2 separate regions of the Homo sapiens genome follow, and region 1 is linked to region 2. A link is a loop called in an ENCODE intact Hi-C map of the cell type or tissue named here. Cell type or tissue: IMR-90. All regions are shown on one strand. Each heading gives the region's core, and the rest is flanking DNA. Links, peaks and the distances in the headings are about the cores only. Region 1 has its middle 10 kb from the start of TCEAL4. Region 2 holds the start of TCEAL1 (transcription elongation factor A like 1).

Evidence for each region. A loop is a pair of places that touch in the nucleus more often than their neighbours do. Peaks named below come from ENCODE experiments on the same cell type or tissue, not always from the same donor. Only the 100,000 strongest peaks of a DNase experiment are listed, where the experiment ranks them.
Region 1: a loop joins it to region 2, with 3 times the contacts of the local background. A loop is called at or near these places in 11 of 110 quality-filtered maps.

Annotation. Positions count from the first base shown.
Region 1 is chrX:103,572,684-103,578,069 of GRCh38, forward strand. It overlaps a transcript of TCEAL4 not described here. Among named protein-coding and RNA genes, the nearest start is that of TCEAL4, 10 kb to the right of the region's middle. In IMR-90, for the core only: no CTCF peak of the experiment used is centred there; no DNase peak of the experiment used is centred there; H3K27me3 peaks cover 303 bases.
Region 2 is chrX:103,627,802-103,633,187 of GRCh38, forward strand. It overlaps TCEAL1 (transcription elongation factor A like 1), which reads left to right and starts at 1,174. Exons shown (of 3, transcript NM_004780.3): 1 at 1,174-1,224; 2 at 1,693-1,772; 3 at 2,084-3,152. The coding sequence starts at 2,116. The coding sequence ends at 2,595. RefSeq lists enhancers at 799-868, 1,740-2,034, 1,939-1,988, 2,059-2,128. In IMR-90, for the core only: a CTCF peak has its summit at 2,338 (motif pointing left); a DNase peak (open chromatin) is centred at 2,320; H3K4me3 peaks cover 2,037 bases; H3K27ac peaks cover 1,689 bases.

The sequences.
Region 1 (5,386 bases), core at 78-5,077, 55 kb before region 2:
ATTCTAGCATATTGGTCTCATACACATTGTATTATGGAAAAAGGCATTTTTAATATATCAAATCCATGAGGACAGTTATAGCGCTTTTGCCATTTTCCTCTTGTAAATTCAGAAAGTAAATAGAAACATTAGTGAAAGAACATTAAAAATGCGTTATAATTTGGCTGAGAGTGCAGGGGTGATTGAGATAGATGAATCTGGTAAGTAAAGAAAAAAAACAAGGCTTGATGCTGAAAGGCTAGATGGGGCAATGAGTACATCTGATTATTAACCTGGTGGGTGCATGACGAACAAGGAGACTGGGCAAGAGTGCTCTAATTCTGTGTTAAAAAAAAAAAGACTAAGGGAAACAGCTTTAACTGCTGTAAATAACGTACTATAAGCAGGACTCCTGGGGAAACAGTGTTACTGGAATAAAAATATCACAAGCTTTTTTTGAATTCATGTTAATACATGATGAAAACAAAAAGCACAGAAATATATATCATAAATTTCAAGAAACAGTCCAATCCCCTTACCAAGCTCTCTGGACTCTGAAATTTGTATTCTATTTCATTGAGGCTTATTCAGTTCTGTTCTTTCCCAGTCAAAAGTCTTTTTAAAAATCATAAATCTTAATGAGCTGCAATTATGCCTGACTCAGATGATGTGAGCATTCAATGAGTGCAGCTCATACCCCACTCTCTGCTGGGTCAGCCAATGTAGGACCCGCAGCCCCTGAGCTATTGGCCCAGAGTGTGGGGAGGTGACCCTGCTGAACCAATAAGAGCCTTCCTGGGATGTTCAGCCTTGGATGTTGAAGAGGAAACTGGTGTGGCTCTTTGCTTAGGTTTGGTAGCTTTATTGTCTAATCTTTTGCTCCCAATCATGGAGATTTAAGGATATAAATTCAGGGCTAGTAGTTGTGGACATAATTCCTGCCTCATACATCATGTTAGTCCATTTGTGCTGCTAAATACCTGAGACTGGGTAATTTATAAGGAACAGAAAGTTATTTCTCACAATTCAGGAGGCACCAGCAAGTTTGATATCTGGTTGAAGGATCAGGTTCTGCTTCCAAGAAAGCATCTTGTTGCTGCATCCTCATTTGGAGGAAAGTGTAGGGACAAAAGGGGCCTACGCAGTTCCCTCCAGCCCTTTTATAAAGTCGTTTATCCTGTTCATGAGGGCAGAGCCCTCATAGCCTAATCACCTGCTAGGGCCCCCACCTCTGAATACCATTACATTGGATATTAAGTTTCAACATGAATTTTGGAGTAGACACAAACATTCAAACCATAGCACATGGCAACTGATTAAGAAAAATAATGTGACACACACACACACACACACACACACACACACACACAAGCTAAATGAATGTTATCTTATTTTTTTCACTTCCAAGCACATATGCCTGAAAATAAAACCCACCACCTCAACTTGGAAGGATGAAATCCCAGCTCCCAGTGCAGTCACCAGTACAATGGGTTTGGTCCTTATTCCTGGCCCCTTACTGCCCATCTCCTCTTTGATCCTGGCCTGTTACTACTGGATAAGAGGAGAATAAGGATGGTGTGAGGAGGAGAAAGTTTGAAAAAGTAGCCACTCTTTCCCCTTATCTTGAGGGACTTTAAAAACAAATCTAGGGTCATCGGCAGGTTTTGCCCAGTCCCTGAGGAGGACATTAGGGGAACATGAGAGCACCCAGACTTCTCTTTAGTGGGTCATCAGTCCAGTCCTTGCATGCTGACCCGTGGTCCATCTGAGAGATGTGATAGGCCAGCCCTGCCCCTCATGGCTTCTACTATTACTAAGTAATACCAAAACCCATCCATAATTTAACTACCTCTGCTTCCAAGATCTTTCCACACAGAGGTAAGTGTGAACAACATCAGCCTTTGGAGGTTGAAACTAGGCAGGGACCATATGGCTTTGGGTGGACCTGATGCTTGATCAGATATTTTGTCATGCACTATAAGGAATCTTGTTTTAAGAATAAATAATATGCATAGTCATTACACTTGTTAAAATAATTGTGAATAGTGAATTCTGTCCCTTCTAGTAACTGAGAGTCCTTTCCCAGATGGAATCTTCTCACAGAACTGAAGGACCTTACCCATGGCCGGGTAGGTTTTGGGTTAGGTCTGACACCAGAACCCAGGACGATCTCTTGAATTTCACTCCAGCGTCTGCTCTATCAGACATGGCATTAGACTGAGTGTTTGAGCCTATCAGAGACTCATAGAAACTGTGCCTCTCTGCATTAACCTGCTTGCCAAGAAATACGTTAAAATAAAATCTAAATGCTATGTTGATTTGCTTGATCTCCCTCAATATTCACTTGGTTAATTAATTCAAATTAAAATGTGTAAGCACATTTTTCTCTTAACAAACTCCAACAACTGGGGATATCAGCAATCATGCTGAATTCCAGGGGCTGCTTCTCCTTTTCACTGTCTTTGAATTTCTTCTTGTGGCCTCAAACCTGAACCCATTTTCAACTCCATAGGTATGTGGTTTTGTAGACAGGAGGGTGACAGAGGGATTACAATGGAAGTAGCAGTGCTATATTTGTGTTTTTATCCCATGTTGTTTGAAGCTGTAATTTGTTCATTTTCATTTCTGTGTTGTAATGCATTATAGGACTATAACACTATTCTTCTGTTGATGAACATTTGCATTGCTTTATGTTTTGTACTTAATGATCAATCTTGTTCACATCTTTTGGTGGACATAAAAACTCATTTCTGTTGCATATATACCAGGAGTGCAACTACTGAGTCAGAGCATACATGAATGTTTAACCTTAGTAAATACTGACAGCTTTCCAAAGTGCTTTTTCAATTTGTAGTTCCAGCCAGAATGTATATGTGGGTTCTAGTTACTCTGTATCCTTACCAACTCTCCACATTATTTGTATTTCAACTATTATATGCCCATTTCACAGATGGGCTAACCCCTGGGCCTAGAAGAGGTTACTTTTCTAAAGTAAATACCAAGTCTGAATTCTAGATTCTTTCCACTATGCCAGGTTTTCAACTTTTAGATTATGAGTTTCCAGTACTCAAGTATTGGTTGTTCCAATTACACAGGATAACACTTTTGTAACTTTAAAATTATATGTATTTTGGCCGGGTGCAGTGGCTCATACCTGTAATCCCAGCACTTTGGGAGGTCGAGTCAGGTGGATCACTTGAAGTCAAGTGTTCAAGACCAGCCTGTCCAACATAGGAAACCCCATCTGTACTAAAATACAAAAATTAGCCAGGTATGGTGGCACATGCCTGTGATCCCAGCTACTCAGGAGGCTGAGGCACAAGAATTGCTTGAACCCAGGACGCAGAGTTGCATGAGCCGAGATGGTGCCACCGCACTCCAGCCTGGGTGACAGAGTGAGACTCTGTCTCAAAAATAAAAAATAAAAAAAAATTACATGCATTTTGAGTTACCCCCACAAATGAATAGAATGATACCTGTACCCTGATATGCATCTATATTAGTAGTCACTCAACATCACATCTCAATGATGACGATTGTTGTGGTGGTTGAGGTTAAATTGTTTCCTTTGGTCTAAGACATGGGCTGACAAACTTTTTCCATAAAGGGCCAGAAAGTAAATATTTCAGGCTTTGTGGGATATCTATTTATGATTTATTTTACTCCTAGTATTATTTCATCTTTTATACAGGTTATTAAGGTTAGTATTGCTGCATAACAAATTACTCCAAAATTTAATCATTTATATTCAAGAAGAGTTCAGCTGCTAGGTTCTTATTTTGGGACTCTCATGATGCTGAGGTCAAGATGCCAGCTGGAGGCCAGGCGCCGCAGCTCACGCCTGTAATCCCAGCGTTTTGGGAGGCCAGGGTGAGTAGATCACCTGAGGTCAGGAGTTTGAGGCCAGCCTGGCCAACATGGTGAAACCCCGTCTCTGCTAAAAATATAAAAATTAGCCTGGTGTGGTGGCATGCCCCTATAATCCCAGCTACTCAGGAGGCTGAAGCAGGAGAATCGTTTGAACCCAGGAGGTGGAGGTTGCAGTGAGCTGATATTGCACCACTGCACTCCAGCCTGGGTGACAGAGCGAGACTGTCTCAATCAATCAATCAGTCAATAAAATATGTCATCTAGGACAGCAATCATCTTTAAGTTGGACTAGGATGGAAATCCAAGAGGGCTCACTAAGAGGGATGGCAGTTATTGCTGGCTTTTGGATTACAACACAGCTGGAGCTGTCAATCAAAGAGCAAATATATGGCCTTTTCAGCATGGTGGTTTCAGGGTAGGAAGAATTGTTACATGGCAGCTGCTTCTCCAAGAGTGAATATTCCAAAAATGCCAGGCAGATCTTTGTGGGGTGTTTTGACCTAACCTCAAAAGTCACACAAAGTGATTTACACTGTATTATACTGATCAAAATAGTCGCAGGGCCTCCCAAATTCAAAAGGAAGAGACAAAGTCCACATCTGTCAATGCGAAGAATGGAAAGGTCACATATCATATGTGGAGCGGGACATAACAACTTCGGAAATTAAATCTCTTCCCCAGGTAAATAAATGGATGCAATATGCATATAGATATTCAATAGATCAATGTTGTTAATAGTAAAAGTATGGAACATTTCTAATGCTAATCAATGGAGAATTGATTAAATAAACTTTGGTAACTCTAAAGAGTAGAATATTATGCAACCATTAAAATGTATAAGGTAGTCCTATGTAGACTGACATGGGAATGTTCTGAAGATATAGTTTTAAGTGAAAGAATCAAGTAGCAGAACAGTATATACAGTACAATTTCATTAAATATACAAATTGTATATGAAATAAGCATAGAAAAATTTAGTAAAATATAGCATACAACCCCACCCTCTACATTATATGTATGTTTGATTTTCTGTAGTTTTTATAATTAACAACATAGTAAACATTTAGCTACATATATCAATAAATCTTAAAATTCTCATAACTTTTGATCCATTAATTCAAGTTCTTAGAATAAATCCAAATAAAATAATCAAGGAAATGTACTAACATATAAATATTAAAACATGCATAATAGAGAAAAATTATGTGACTTTAATTCAATCCATTATAGTGAAAATCTGCATATATAATACTTTGAAATAATCAATATTATGACAGATTTTTATCACAGCTTTATTGAGATATAATTCTCATGCCATATAATTCGCCTATTTAGGGTGCATAATCCAATGGTTTTTTAATATACTCACAGAGTTGTGCAACCATCATCACAATCAACCTTAGAACATTTTCATCACCTCAAAAAGAAATCTCATGCCCATTAGCAGTCACTAACATTTTCCCTTCAATTTCCCACCCCTAGCCCTATGCTACTACTAATTTACCTTCTGTCTCTATGGATATACCAATTCTAAATG
Region 2 (5,386 bases), core at 291-5,290:
TGAGAGGCAGGCATAAGGTTAAAGATCATAAAATACTGTTAGATAAAAAAAAATACATATTGCAATGACAATTGAAAATGCTAGCATAATTGTAGTCCTGCTATTCAGTATGTGGTCAACAGAATTATTGCATAGTTTAATATGGAATGCCCTCCCTGCTGCATCTATCTTTTGGGGTCCAGCAGTCCCAGAACTCAAATATTTGTTGATTTAGTGAATTAATATAAACTTCCTCAACCAGAAGCACCAAGAGGTGGCTGGTTAAGGATTGAGAGTCCCAGTAAAATCTATTTATTCTATTATGAATAACTACTGAATAATTTATATATATGTACACATGTATATAAATATATTTTATAATCTATTCAGTGTGTATACATGCATATATATGCGTGTATATATATACACGCATATATATGTGTGTATATATATACACACATAGAGAGAATAATGCCAAGCTCTCCACCAAGGACTATCCCATTTCAGATAATAAGTGTTCTGGACTGTTTGTACTTAGATGGACAAATACGTATTTGATTTATGAAAATCAAAGTATTCATTCTTTTTAGATCTACAAACTTTACAAACTCAACTCTTTCTACAGGTCTCGAACTGAATGATTACCAATTTAGATCTGGGGGCTCAAAAAAACAAAATGTGATGTCAAGAAAAAGTGAAAGATTGTCTCCCATGAAAGTGACAAGAGATGAAACATGCTGAATGAGCCTAAATGGACATGATGGAGATACGGATGTGGATTAAAACTGAGAGTGTTGGGATATAAGGATATAATACTGATTTATGAAGGTGAACAGTCAAACGTCAGTGCAGGATCTGAACTGCAGGGGAAATAAGGGGCCTTGGTGGCTAAGGAAGGGAGGAGGGGAGAAAGAGGTGGTACTAGGGGAAGTAGCACAGAGGAAGAGGCAATACTACCCGAGACTAGATGCGGACCGTCTCTGGCAACCAGGAAAAGGCAAATACAAAGAGAGGTGAGTGACAATGCCTGGTGTGTCTCGGGTCAGAGAACACTAGCAGGCACTAGCAGGTGGCTGCGGCAGGGCCGCAGATCAAAGTGGTAACTGGGGATCTGAGTTCGGCAGTGACGCGCGTCCCTCACGTGACCAGGAGCCTCTATGTGCCCAAGTCCCTCTCGTCCCGGTCTTTTTTTTGCCTGTCCACCATCTCCCTATTACCCTTTGGTCGAGAGGGAAAGCAGAAGAAGTAAGTTCCCTCTACCCTCTTAAATCGGTGTGAGTGTCGGCGCTGCCTAGTAACCCGGGGAATGGGGTTGACAGAATCGGGATGGCGGAGTCCAGGCCTTTCCCTAAGCTCCAGCCCCGCCCCCCGCGCCCACATTTCTGTGCAAAATATGGTGGTCTTTGGGGCGGGGTGGGGAGGCGAGTACCTCCCCCGTCCCCCGGGAGGGGGGTACAGACATTTGGAAATAGTTTCTAAAAATGCTTCGCTTCCACTTCTCATCTGAAAAGAAATGGCAAGCTTTGCGGGGTGGGGAGGTGGGAGCACGGAGGACGAAGCTTGACGCAGGGGCTGAGACGAAAAGAGAACCCGAGAGCTAGGGGAGCGTGCAGGCAGTGGCTGGTGCCCAGAAAGTGGGGGGTGGGGGGTGTCAGTCAGTCCGTCCCTCCTCCCCACTCCCCGCCCCCTACCCTGTCTTGCGTCTGTGTGCAGGTCTGCTGGTCACAGCGGGGCACCTCGAGGAGAGGACGACTAGGAGCACACGGCCCGGAAAGGTCCAGGTCAGGGAAGGGGTACGCAGTGGGCCGGGACTGGGGCGCGAGGGTGGACGCCGAAAGGCATGGAGTCTGCAGGCCGCACTGTCCCGCCCCTGTCACTGCGGGCGAGGCCTGTAGCAAAGCCTGCTGGGAAAATGGTGGGCTTTCGGGAAGGAGGGGGCGACCGGGAAGCGGCGGAGTCGGGAGAGCCGGAGAGCCTCTGGGAAAGCGCAAGGTTGAGGACCTGGCCCCCGAATCAGGAAAAGGCAGGTATTGGAACCCACGGCCTGGGTGTTAGTCCAGCCGCTTAGTATTCTGACTCTATTCTGCCTTTCTTGTCTCCTAAGAATAACTGTGCTTGAAGAAGAAAATTCCCAACATGGACAAACCACGCAAAGAAAATGAAGAAGAGCCGCAGAGCGCGCCCAAGACCGATGAGGAGAGGCCTCCGGTGGAGCACTCTCCCGAAAAGCAGTCCCCCGAGGAGCAGTCTTCGGAGGAGCAGTCCTCGGAGGAGGAGTTCTTTCCTGAGGAGCTCTTGCCTGAGCTCCTGCCTGAGATGCTCCTCTCGGAGGAGCGCCCTCCGCAGGAGGGTCTTTCCAGGAAGGACCTGTTTGAGGGGCGCCCTCCCATGGAGCAGCCTCCTTGTGGAGTAGGAAAACATAAGCTTGAAGAAGGAAGCTTTAAAGAAAGGTTGGCTCGTTCTCGCCCGCAATTTAGAGGGGACATACATGGCAGAAATTTAAGCAATGAGGAGATGATACAGGCAGCAGATGAGCTAGAAGAGATGAAAAGAGTAAGAAACAAACTGATGATAATGCACTGGAAGGCAAAACGGAGCCGTCCTTATCCTATTTAATGTGTTCGGCCTTTAATTCTGTTTTGCCTGCTAATAGTATTGCCATTGCCACCTGGACTTTCTGTTTGCATTTTCTTAATGCCTTTTCCCATATTCTGAATTTTAACTTTTTGTGAGGCTTTATTTTAGATGTTTAGCATGTAACTCGCTTAAAGTTGAGGTTTCCCCCTAAAATCTACAAGTTTCCCTCTTTCAGTCATGAGCCCTACACATTTGCATGAAAGATGTACATTATATATTGTGAAACGAAAAAAGCAATTTTCAAATGGTATATATTGTATCCCATTTTTGTAAAAAAAATGTATATTTATATATTAATATGCAAAGAAAAAGCTAAAAGTATAGACTTCAAAGGCATAACAGTGGTTGTGTGGTAAGATAATAGGTGATTTTTTAAATTTTTGTTTTATCTGAATTTCTCATTTTTTCAGGACAAACGTTTTACTTGTGTTGCAAAAATATATAATGAAAAAATCACACAATTTTGAAGAAAACTGTCAATCAGCTTATAACGACAATGTGGCACTTAATAAATACTTGTCAGAACTTTAAAAAAAGTGAATCCTATGTTTTTTTCTGAATCTCTTAGGCACAAATATTAGCCAGATATGGATTATATTTAATAGTCATTTTGTTCTCATTTAAATAGGAATAATACTTGCTTTACAGTGCTACTGTGGGACCAGATGAGAAAAAGGTTGTGTGAGCTATGTTCGGGGTCTTTATTCCACCTGCACAGGCAGGACCCCAACCCCTATAGATTCCCTGCAGACATAGGGAAGGTACCCAAAGGAGATCTCACTTGTGCTCACAAACAATTCCGGTGAGATTCCAAGTGAGTGCCACATTCTATTCATGTCCTGCTGTACTCTCAGATACCTACCGTATCTGCTAGGCACAGCTGCTCCTTCTCCTGGGTCCTGATCCTTCCACTGGCTCTCATCCCTGCTGACGTGCTGGACTGCTTAAGGTACAAAGCCTCACTGATTGCTCTGGAGTCCCTGGTGGGCCCAAGCTGAATTGTGTCTCCTGCAGATATATGAATGCCCTTCTTCCAGCTTTAATATTGCACTTAGCTAGGAGGCTACCATCTCAATGCTGCTTAGACCTCAATGTCTTTAAAAAATGCTTAGTAAGGCCAGGCGCGGTGGCTCACGCCTGTAATCTAGCATTTTGGGAGGCCGAGGCAGGCAGATCACGAGGTCAGGAGATCGAGACCATCCTGGGGAACACGGTGAGACCCCATCCCTACTAAAAATACAAAAAAAAAATTAACCGGGTGTGGTGGCGGGCGCCTGTAGTCCCAGCCACTCGGGAGGCTGAGGCAGGAGAATGGCTTGAACCCGGGGGACAGAGCTTGCAGTGAGCCAAGATCGCGCCACTGCATTCCAGCCTGGGAGACAGCAAGACTCCGTCTCAAAAAAAAAAAAAATGCTTAGTAAAATAGTTCTTCCATTTTTTTTTTTTTTCCATTTAGGACCTTCCTTTTCTCCACTGGACTCAAACATGATTCCACCTTTTCTCCACCTGACTCAAACATGATTCCACTAGGTCCTGGGCTAGGAGACAAAATTATTGAGCCAGACACCATGCTGTGTACTCAGAATTGGAACTTCCCTCCCAAATATCCAAGGATAACTATCATTTTAATTGTCTAACTTGCCTTAAGATGAGTTCTCTCTCAGGGGCTTCTGGCAAGCTTGCCTTGCCAATTCAGCTGACTTGCTCAACTTGTATAAATTAAAGAGGAAGATAATGCTTAGGCTCAAACTAAGACATTCCCCCTTCTACACTGCTCCATATCAGCAAGACACATGCAAAACTACTTTCTACAACATTAAAGTACTATATATGTATATGTACATAAACATATATATTAGATATGATTTCTCTACTAAGCTACCTTTATAAATCCTAAGATTTTGTTTTATTGATTCTGTTAGTGCTAGAGATACAGAGTGGTTAATAATGATTAAAAATCATGACCCAGTCATGAATTCTGAGATTCTCTTTGATTGACTATATAAGCTTTACTGTGTTGACTTCTCTAGAGCTATGATTTGCAATTCCAAAAGGAACGTGGTGAAGGAGGGATTGTTAACTGAAATTCAACATTAAAATTATTTAAATATTTTATATATCAGTGTTTCCCTTATAAAAAATGCAGAAACCCGTTTTCTACGCCAGACCCAGTAAATCTGCTTTTTCATAAATTAGCACACTAAAAGTTGGACAGCCACTGGCATATATGGTATACTTCTGATTTTATTGAGAATAAACTATGATGTAAATGGAAGAAAATACAGATAATTGTGTCAGAATTAAAAGGGTGAAAGCCTCATCCAAGCATATTTTTAAGTAAGCAACTAAAGATAGTCATACAAATTTTATAACATAAAATTTAGATTTCTTACAGCAAAGCAAGACCTTACACAAAATTAAAACCTAAGAGACAACTTAATAGAAATGTATTTTCCATGACTGATGTTATATAATACCTTACATTCCATACTTTCAATATGAGTAAAATGCATCAGAAGTAAATTCAAAGTTCTCCTTTAGTAATGATCTCAAAAAAACGGTTGAGCCAGCCCTGTACCCTTGGCTTTCTTTTGTTTTTATATTTTTACCATACAATGCCATTTGGAGGAGGTCTTCATGTCTCCAGAACACTCTTCAAGGCCAATGACAGCCTGATGGGTGCTGGTAAAACTGGAATTCTGGCTGGAGTGAGATCAGGTTCCAGGCTCACTGGAATTAGTTTTATAAGAGAGGATAAATCCATCCCCCT